2 separate regions of the Homo sapiens genome follow, and region 1 is linked to region 2. A link is an interaction called in ENCODE POLR2A ChIA-PET data of the cell type or tissue named here. Cell type or tissue: OCI-LY7. All regions are shown on one strand. Each heading gives the region's core, and the rest is flanking DNA. Links, peaks and the distances in the headings are about the cores only.

Region 1 (5,385 bases), core at 74-5,073, 110 kb before region 2:
GTAAGTCAGCATGTTTTCCTCTCTTCCTAGGGAACTGTGATTTCTCTTCTTGGTCTTGGAGTTCAAATTGTCTCACAGCACATTATTAAAGAGAAGCTAGTCAGCTATGTTTTATTTAAGATATCTTTCTGCACATCAAGAAAATCTTAATAAGTTAATCATATTTTACAATTTTATTTATTAAGATTTATTAAGGCTGGGAGCAGTGGCTCACGCCTATAATCCCAGTATCTTGGGAGGCCGAGGTGGGTTGATTGTTTGGGGCCAGGGGTTTGAGACCAGCCCAACTAACATGGCAAAACCACATCTCTACTAAATACAAAAGTTAGCTGGATGTGGTGGCACATGCCTGTAATCCCAGCTACTTGAGAGGCTGAGGCACAAGAATCATTTAAACCTGGGAGGCAGAGGTTGCAGTGAGCCAAGATCATGGCATTGCACTCCAGCCAGGGTGACAAAGCAAGACTCTGTCTCAAAAAAAAAAAAAAAAAAAAAAAAGATTTATTAAGATGCATATAAGTATGGCAAAATATAAATAAAATACTTTTCCTTATTGTGGCAAAGTATATATACATAATATTAAAATTAAGTGTTTTCTTTTTTGTTTTTTGTTTGTTCATTTGTTTTGAGACAGAGTTTCACTCTTGTTGCCCAGGCTGGAGTACAATGGCATGATCTCGGCTCACCTCAACCTTGGCCTCCTGGGTTCAAGCGATTCTCCTGCCTCAGCCTCCTGAGTAGCTGGGATTACAGGCATGTGCCACCACACCTGGCTAATTTTGTATTTTTAGTAGAAACAGGGTTTCTCCATGTTGATCAGGCTGGTCTCGAACTCCCGACTTCAGGTGATCTGCCCTCCTCAGCCTCCCAAAGTCCTGGGATTACAGGCAGGAGCCACCGCGCCTGGCCCAAAATGAAGTATTTTTTAACATGAAAAATATCTGCAGCCTCCATGGAGTTCCTTCCCTACTCTGGGCCTCTATTTCCTCAACTATAACATGAAGTTTAATGACTGAATAATTTCTAAGGTTTCATTTAGGGTTTTTTTTTTAAGCAGCTTTATTGAGCTATATAATTCATATACCATTTAATTTACCCATTTATGGTGTACAGTTCAATAGTTTTTGATACATTACTTTTTTAGCTGTGGCTATATATATATATAATGATATATATAATATACAATTTATCATTTTAACTATTTTTCAGTGTATAATTTTGTGGCATTAATTACTTCACGATGTTGTGCAACCATCGCCAGTATTTCCAAAACTTTCCCATTATTCCCCAAAAGAAACTGTGTAACTATTAAGCAACCCACTTAGCTTTTACATACTGGGAATTATTCTGTTATCGACAAAACCCTTCAAAGGTCCTCAAAACCCAACTGGAAAAAGAGTAAAATTAATTCCCAATTCCAGTGTTATCAGGTCTGTTGTGTGCTATTACACATTTACACACAATCTGAGCATTGTTCTAAGCCCCATCATGGGCATATTAATGGCTCTAAAGGAAGCCCCAGACAAAAGAGGAGGATAAAATGTAGATTTTTTTTTTTTAGTTTGGATCTCGTAATTATGAGCCTTCAGAGTCTTCCTACTCCCATCAGCAGGTTTCAGTTAATTTTTAAATATAAGCCAAATGTCTTTCAAAAAATACCCACTCCCAATTGGTGAATTTTGGAGCTTTTGAAGACTTAGTGACAGATTCTTCTCAGGAAGTGGCCTTAAAGCTGTTACAGAGACTTGCAACTGAGAAAGTTTCCACATGTCCACAGGTATTCATTCAGGGTTTACAAATTGTTCATGGCACGGGAGCCATCTATTTACTTCCTGGTCCTGAGGACTTCAGAGTTATCCTTACACATGGGAGTATCTTCTTTGAATTGTTGCTAGATTAATATCTCTATGAGATCAGAGAGATATAAAACTAGAAAGGTTGTATCTTTCTAATTTGCCTATTGACCACATAAATTGAACTGGCTTTACTTGGAGTTGCCATTTCTTTTTTTCCTGTTTTTCCTGAAGTCCTTTGGGGACACTGCTCCATTATTATCCAGAACTTGCTCCATTGGGTAGAAGGCTCAGGGAAGCAAGTTTTGGCTGCCCTGAAATTAAAGAGCTGCCTTCTTAGATAGTAAACTTTTTATCACTAGGTATTCAAACAAAAGGTAGATCATTATGTATCAGAGGTGTGGAGGAGCCTGAGAAGAATGATCAATGAAATTCATTAAAATTCTTAAATTCTGTGGCATTGTGGCAGCATTGCATAGTTGCAAAGAATTTAGATTTAATCATGCAGACATGGATTCAAAATTTGGCTCCTTTGCTTAACTTTCTACATAGCTTTAAGCAAATGTACTCTCTCTAATACTCAGTATTTTTGTCAGTAAAATGAACATAATCATAGGATTAAATAAATTAATGCAAATAAATGCTTATAACAGTGGCAGTTTAATACATACTCAATAACTGTTAAGCATTATTTTTTATAAAAATAGTAAGAGCCACAAATTTTGAAAAATGAATGAAAAGTTCTGGACTTATAATACCTAGCTCTGTTTCTCAATATCTATGACATTGGGCAAGGCCTAGAGAGGCCTTCGTTTCCTCATCATAGATGGTTTAGATGCCATATATTTCCTTAAGATTCTTAAAACGTCTTTTTTCCTTCTCCTAGTTAAAAAACTCTTGTTAGAGCTTAGGAAACACTGGAAAACTGAAAGGCAGCCTGGTCTAAGAGGCAAAGGACTGAAGCACATGTTCAACTTCTGATTTAAGTTTTGAGATATTAATTCTGTGCTGTCTTATGCAGCCTTAGACCACTCTTTGACAACTGTGTCTAGGTTGGCTCAACAAAATTAAAGATTACTACCTAAGCCTTATTTTTGCCATCAAGAAATGGTTTGGGGTGCAGTGAAATAAATTCATTAAAGCAATTTGATTTTTGCTGAAATAAAATGGCCTCTGATAAATGTAAGGTCCTGCTGTTTTTACAAGCTAGAGATTCACATGGTAACCTATAATTGACAAGGTTAAATCATCTTTTTATATCAAAGTTTTGATCTCTGAGAATACTTGAAGTTAGAGGCTAATTTTTTAAATTTATCTGGAAGAGCAAAGTAGTAGGTCATCATTGATCTAATGTTGTGATTAAACATCAGTTTCCCTACCTCTGTATAAGAAATTTAGAACATATATTTTGTGTTTCTGGACTGGTTATAATTTTTACTGTTGCAAAACAGAACTTTCCAGTTCTCTTTCTGTTTTGTTGTTTTTTTTTTTTTTTTTTTTGCTTTTTTTTTCAGACAGAGTCTAGCCCTGTGGCCCAGGCTGGAGTGCAGTGGCATGATCTCAGCTCACAGCAACCTCCGCCTCCTGGGTTCAAGTGATTCTTGTGCCTCAGCCTCCTGAGTAGCTGGGATTACAGACATGCATCACCACGGTGGGCTAATTTTTGTATTTTTAGTAGAGACAGGGTTTCAGCGTGTTGGCCAGGCTAATCTTGAACTCCTGGTCTCATGTGATCTGACCGCTTCAGCCTCCCAACACTCACAGTGGCTTAAGCCACCAAGCCCGGCCATTTCTCTTTCTTATATCATTTCTTGTGAGATCCTTAATCAGTTGGAAAACTGTGGGAGTGTTAAGAACGAACAGGAGACCAGGTGCGGTGGCTCATGACTGTAATCCTAGCACTTTGGGAGGCCGAGGCAGGAAGATCATTTGAGGTTAGGAGTTCAAGACAAGCCTGACCAACATGGTGAAACCCCCATCTCTACTAAAAAATACAAAAAAATGGCCAGGCGTGGTGGCTGATGCCCATAATCCCAGCACGTTGGGAGGCCGAGGTGGGCAGATCACGAAGTCAGGAGATCAAGACCATCCTGGCCAACATCGTGAAACCCTGTCTCTACTAAAAACACAAAAATTAGCTGGGCGTGGTGGTGTGTGCCTGTAGTCCCAGCTACTCAGGAGGCTGAGGCAGGAGAATTGCTTGAACCTGGGAGGTGGAGGTTGCAGTGAGCCGAGATCGTGCCACTGCACTCCAGCCTGGGTGATATAGTGAGACTCCATCTCAAAAACAAAAAACAAACAAAAACAAAAAAGTTAGCCAGGTGTGGTAGTGCAGGTCTGTAGTCCCAGCTACTCAGGAGGCTGGGGCAGGAGAATCACTTAAACTTGGGAGGCAGAGGTTGCAGTGAGCCAAGACTGTACTCCAGCCTGGGTGACAGAGCGAGACTCCATCTCAAAAAAAAAAAGAATGAACAGGAATGGTGAAAGGGATGGATGTAAGTCTTCCATAGTATCTAGACTTAATAATGACTGGATCATGAGCCAGAAGAGGAAGTTATAGAGGCTTTGTAGAATCAATTGGGTGCTTGCTCTGAGATTCACATGGGGAATTGGAGTCTGCTGGCCTCCAAGAAGAGTTAAGCTGGTACTCAGATGAGGGGAGAGGGAATAGCACAAGTAAGCATTAAAAAAAGAGGAGGGCTTGGAACATCTATGAAGAGAGGCTCAAATTTCTATCTATGCATGGAAGACCTGATTTCTCTGCCCCATTTCACTGAGCATTTCCCTCTTCTACCATTCCCAAACCTATTTTTCTAGCCCATCATTTTCTCTAGAGCTCCGGCCCTGGATATCAACCGCTACTGGGTTGTACCACTGGTACCTCAAATTCAACATATCCAGCTGGGCGTGATGGCTCACACCTGTAATCCCAGCACTTTGGGAGGCTGAGGCAGGCAGATCATTTGAGGTTAAGAGTTCGAGACCAGCCTAGCCAACATGGTGAAACCCCATCTCTATTAAAAATAAAAAATGCAGGTGGCGGGCACCTGTAATCCTAGCTAGTTGGGAGGCCGAGGCATGAGAATCGCTTGAACCTAGGAGGTGGAGGTTGCAGTGAGCCAAGATCACGCCATTGCACTCCAGCCTGGGTGATACAGCAAGACTCAGTCTCAAAAAAAAAAAGTCAACATGTCCCAACCCATATGCAAGTCCTTTCCCTCCACCCCAAAGTTATCGTCCTTACATGTTTCACTCTCAGTCCAATCAATCATCCAAGTATCCAAGCTAAAAAAGTCTACTGCCATCCTCAACAATTCCCACCCTTCATTCTGCACCATTCATTCAGTAAACATTTACTTAGCATTACTATGTATTAATATCACTGCTAGAAAATGTGCCGTAACAGGAGAGACAAGGATGATTAAGACATGGCTCTAAATATTAGCAGCTCAGTTTAGCAAAAGCAGCAAACAGGCAACGGTGATGCACTCACATACAAATCTTTTATGTTCTCATTTTGTGTGTCTCTTAAATGATTCTCAAACAAAATTTTCCCTCTCCATTCCTACTGCCAATGCCTCAGTTCAGACTT
Region 2 (5,385 bases), core at 201-5,200:
ATCTTCGTATCTGCATGTGGATACAACCATGAATGGCCAAAGTTATTGCAGTGTTGAATAGACACTTATATAGCACTGTGTGGCAAGTACTGTTTGAAATGTTTTTCACGTGTTTATTCATTGTATTTATTTTGAGATAGGGTCTTGCTCTGTTGCACAGGGTGGAGTGCAGCTGCACAGACAAGGCTCACTGCAACCTCAGCCTCCTGCGCTCACGTGATCCTCATACATCAGCCTCTTAAGGAGCTGGGGCCACAGGCACGCACCACTGCTCCTGGCTAAATTTTTACAATTTTTTGTAAAGACAAGGTCTCACTATCTTGCTCAGACTGGTCTTGAACTCCTGGGCTCAAGTGATCCTCCCACATCAGCCTCCCAAAGTGCTGGGATTACAGGCATAAGCCACTGTGCAGGTCATCAAATGCTAATTGAATTTTCACAACAAAACCATTTATTGTCCCTAGTTTACAAGATTAAGTAAATGAGAAGCTAATTTTTCTCTGGCTATATACCTTGCAAGAGGCAGAGCTAAGACTTGAACCCAGCCAGAGTTCTTTAACTCCAGCACTAACATTTCAGCTGCTGCAACCAGGGAGCTTTTCAAGGATGATCACCACATTCTCTACATTCATCTGCTATAATCCTTATCAGAATCTACAGCCTGTATCATATTTTCCTTGTTGCTGTGAGTGGGTCAGCCAAATTCTCTTTAACTTGAAACCTTGGTTGCGTAGGGATTGCAACATCCTGGAAAGAATAGAATAAAATTTACTCAACTCAATTTTTTACTTGGTTCATAATGAAAACTATACTATTGCTTCAGTCAGATGTTTGCGAATAGCTGTGTGATCTCAAAATGTTTTCCTATGTGATCTATAGAAAATGGAATGATAGAGTATTAGGCTGTAAGGGCCTAAGAAACAAAGGAAAAAGAGAAGTGAACTGTTAGTTTAGTTGTAAAACCTAACTTTGGTGAATTGTAAAAATTTGTTATAATACAATATGATTCTTGCTTGTCCTGTCCTTGATGAAGTTGTGGACCTTTTGAAATAAGCTATTTCTCTGTTACTGCTGTTACTGTTTAGAAATCAAATTTAGTTTTTTCTTAAGATATACGTATTTTTGGAAGATAAACACAGTTTCAAAGTCTGCCTTGTTGGCTGGGTGCACTGGCTCATTGTTGTATTCCCAGCACTTTGGGAGGCCAAAGCAGGAGGATCACTTGAGGTCAGGAGTTCAAGACCAGCCTGGCAAATATGGTGAAACCCCGTCTCTACTAACAATACAAAAATTAGCTGGGCGTGGTGGTGGGTGCTTGTAATCCCAGCTACTGGGATTGGGAGGCTGAAGTAGAAGAATTGCTTGAACCTGGGAGGCGGAGGTTGCACTGAGTCGAGATCGTGCCACTTTACTCCAACCTGGGCGACAGAGTGAGACTCCGTCTTGAAAAAAAATGTCTGCCTTGTAAAAGTGAAATAGGATGAGAAAGTGCCTTTCTTATTAATTGGTGTAATGAATTAGAAATAAACTCTTTGAAGACACCTCTTGGTAAAAATAGTTACATTTACTGTTGATTTATGGTATGTTGGATATGTTTTTAAGTTTTCCGTGTAATAACTCAGTTCATTCTCATGAGTGAAATAGGTGCTTTTATTGTCTTTATAGATGGGAAACTGAGGTATAGGCAGGCTAGGTACATTATTATGGAGTTCGTAAGTAGTGGAGCTGAAGTCGCATCCCAGACAGTTTGGCTTCCGTGAGTTTACCAATCTCATGGTAAAGACTTTGTCAGACTATCAAAGTTTTGACAAATGAAATATTAGCAAAAGGCCAAAAGGGATTCTCTATTTTCATTTGAGTATCTTCACCTGAAAATAGTTGCCTGAATAAGTAGCCTGCATAGAAAGGTACATTTTAGAAATACTTGAGGCCAGAGAATGAAAAGCTTACATAAAATTGATTTCCGGTGGGGCCTTCAGTTACTCTCCATTCTACGAAGACCACAAATAGCATTCAGGCAAAGAGCATTTATTCCAACAATGGAGGAGCACTGGATTTGGTTCCTAAAACAAAATAAAGTTTGAAATCCTGTCTTTCCCATGTTGAAAACAAAGTTGGTACAAAACCCTTTAGCTTTTGCAAACCTCCTTTAAGACCCGATTTAAATGCTTCCCTCCTCATGAAGCTCTTCTGGATCCACTCCTTCCCATCACTAAGTTGAAAGTAAGATCCCCTTCTCTTTACTTCCATTAGACTTGGATTACAGCACTCTTTGTATCATGTATTTAATTCTGTTTTTTAATTACAGTTAACATTTATTTGTCTTCCTCTTGAGTGTATGCTTCTCTAGAGGAAGGTCTTTGATTCATTCTCCCCTGGCCTTAATTCATCCCACTTAATATGGAAAAAATTTAATAAATGCTGACTTGAATAAGTCCAACAAGGAGAATGGGAAGCTCATGTTTGCTTCCTGTCTTCTAAAAGACTACTTAAGATAACAGGGTAATCACAGAAAAGCATTAGAAATAGAGTTATATGAGAAACAACTGTAGTTAAGGCTAGGTTTATGTTAGACTGAGAAATTTTAGTGCATACTTAAGTTATTTAGGCCAGGTTACTTTTTGTAGAACAAACATTTCAGTTTCGCTCAGTTTCATTTCCGTTTCTGAGGCAGCTGTGATTTAAGAAAATGCTCTAGTCTGTGGCATTCCATATTCAAGTACTTTGAGTTGTATATTAATTTATTTTTGTTAATAAGAGTGACATGACTCACTAAGTAATTTAGAGATTTAAACACTTTTTTAAAAAACAGTAACTTCATATGCATTGGATCTATTCTTCTATAAAGTCTTTTCTTGGGGGGTGTTTGTTTAAAATTCCCCGGTGTTTTCTCTGCCAAATCCAACTTCCAAGAAGCATTTGGAAGTCAAAACATTTTATCTGGTTAGTCTTAAAGTCCAGATATTTTGTGATAGCTGGTATTTAGTTTATGATATTTCCCAGGAAGAACTTTTTAGTAGTTGAACCATTTATGAAAGACTTCCTTGAAGCTACCTTAGAGAGTTGATTTAGTTCTTCTAAATAAGTAAATAGAATATTAGTATTAGGACATCTTGGAGTATAGATGCAAATATTGGTGAAAAAGAACATGGATATCAGAGTCAAATTAATGTAGATTGGAATTCTGGTTATTACTAATGGATATCTGACATTAGGCAAGTTGCTGATCACTCTTTGCCTCAGTTTCATCATCTGTAAAATAGGTATTTGTGTTTGTGTATAATGTGAACCGTATAATATAATGCTTGGCCTATAGTGAAATTTATTCATACGAGTGTTTTCAGTGATTTTAAAAGCTTGCTTTAGGCCGGGCGCGATGGCTTCTGCCTATAATTCCAGCACTTTGGGAGGCCAAGGTGGGCGGATCATGAGGTCAGGAGTTCGAGACCAGCCTGACCAGCATGGTGAAACCCCGTCTCTACTAAAAATACAAAAATTAGCTGGGCGTGGTGGTGCAAGCCTGTAATCCCAGCTACTCAGGAGGCTTAGGCAGAAGAATCGCTTGAACCCAGGAGGCAGAGATTGCAGTGAGCCGAGATGGTGCCACTGCACAGAGCGAGACTCCATCTCAAAAAAACAAAACAAAACAAAACAAAAATCTTGCTTTATAGTTTACTTCCACATCAAATTGTCTTTATCCCATGTTACTTGCATTGATATCCCAGACATGAAAAGAAAAAAAGATGATAACAATGACAGTTATTAAATTAGGTTCCACTCTTATTCTAGATCACCAATTCATATTACTATTCAGACTTGGAACATTAAATTTTAGTTAAACTTTTTTTCAAATATGCATATAATTGTCAGTGGTTACTATATTTTGGGGAAGAGATTGTTGACTTCTTTGAAGAAAGATACGGATTTTCTCTTCAGAAAAAATACACATGGGCTCATATAATCCAAATTTTATGTGTAATTACAGGGTGTTCATGAATGCCCACAAATCCATTAAGCCATGTGACCTTGGACAAGTCATTTTACTTTTCTGTTTTTTAGGTTGTTGGTCTGTAAAATGATACTACTTGACTTTTAAAGAGCCCTTCAAGCTCTTATGTCCTCTAACCCCAGGTCTGTATTCAGAAGAAGGGGTGGTCCTTTAATTAGAGCCATCTAGAGATCTGAGGAACATGCTGGGCATTAGTGTAACATACCATGTGGATTTTGAGAGGTAAAGAAAAAATAACCAGGGAATGCCTCAGAGCATTCCTGATCAGATCGATGACAGAAGAAAGGAATGAGAGGGAGGAGAGGAAGCTGTTGAAATTTCCTATTTACCTGCTTTGAGTGAATGAAGATTTGAATCATAGAACCAGAAGGGGTTCTCATCTGAAATGCAAAGGAAGGAGGAGTTGGTTTAATTCAATAAGTTTCAGTTGAGTAAACATGATTTAGTGAGATACTGTTCTTGCTTCTGACTCACCATTTGGAAAATCTCTCTAAAATAAAATTGGACTCTCCATCTCGGACATCATTTTGGGTGTAGGTTTTGCTTTTTTTTTTGAGATGGAGTCTCGTTATGTTGCCCAGGCTGGAGTGCAGTGGCGCAATCTCGGCTCACTGCAACTTCCGCCTCCCAGATTCAAGCAGTTCTCCTGCCTCAACCTCCTGAGTAGCTGGGACTACAGGCGTATGCCACCATGTCCGGCTAATTTTTGTATTTTTTTAATAGAGACGGGGTTTTACTATGGTGGCTAGGCTGGTCTTTAACTCCTGACCTTGTGATCTGCCCACCTTGGCTTCCCAGAGTGCTGGGATTACAGATGTGAGCCACAGTGCCCGGCCTAAGTTTTACTTCTTATAATGGACTCCTGTTAAGCCAATAGGTGATGAAAGGAAACCATAACCAACTCTTCAGGCTCATTCATCCTTCAAGAATAGCATGCTAGTACCCATCCTAGGAGGAGAATTGGACTATACCTCATGAGGATAGTTTGAAGTATCTCAGAAGACCCTCACTGGGGGTAGGTCGGTAAGACACAAAGCTTTCTAAAGCACTGTACCAAATTTGTTGTTTGAGAGATCATAACAAATTAGAAGTGGAAAGAAGAAGGAGTAAAAGGAAGAAGAGGTTTCTGGCCAGGAGCAGGGAGGGGGAAGGAGCTGCTAGGAAGATGTTTGGTTGTCATATCCCTGTTCACCCTTGCTTTGCAAAATTCTTGTAGGATGCCAGGTTGGGAGTAATTGTTTTTCACAAGAGTCAAACCACGCTTGTTTTCTTGAAGAAGCAAGTCTTTGGAGGGTGGTGGCTTGAAATCTGTTGGATCTGGTATTTAGGTGATACACTTTGACATAAAGGCAACACTGATGCAAGCAGCAGCTTTC

What was found. Peaks named below come from ENCODE experiments on the same cell type or tissue, not always from the same donor. Only the 100,000 strongest peaks of a DNase experiment are listed, where the experiment ranks them.
Region 1: POLR2A ChIA-PET joins it to region 2 with 5 read pairs; 3 of 35 experiments call an interaction of 5 or more read pairs at or near these places.

What each region holds. Positions count from the first base shown.
Region 1 is chr9:105,030,235-105,035,619 of GRCh38, reverse strand. No RefSeq gene overlaps it. Among named protein-coding and RNA genes, the nearest start is that of CT70, 41 kb to the right of the region's middle. In OCI-LY7, for the core only: no CTCF peak of the experiment used is centred there; no DNase peak of the experiment used is centred there.
Region 2 is chr9:104,918,790-104,924,174 of GRCh38, reverse strand. All of the region lies in intron 1 of ABCA1 (ATP binding cassette subfamily A member 1), which reads left to right. It overlaps LOC124902239 (a long non-coding RNA gene), which reads right to left. Exons shown (of 3, transcript XR_007061706.1): 2 at 4,339-4,389; 3 at 1,633-2,063. Among named protein-coding and RNA genes, the nearest start is that of ABCA1, 6.7 kb to the left of the region's middle. RefSeq lists a silencer at 98-147. In OCI-LY7, for the core only: no CTCF peak of the experiment used is centred there; DNase peaks (open chromatin) are centred at 1,964 and 2,654; H3K4me3 peaks cover 4,484 bases; H3K27ac peaks cover 5,000 bases.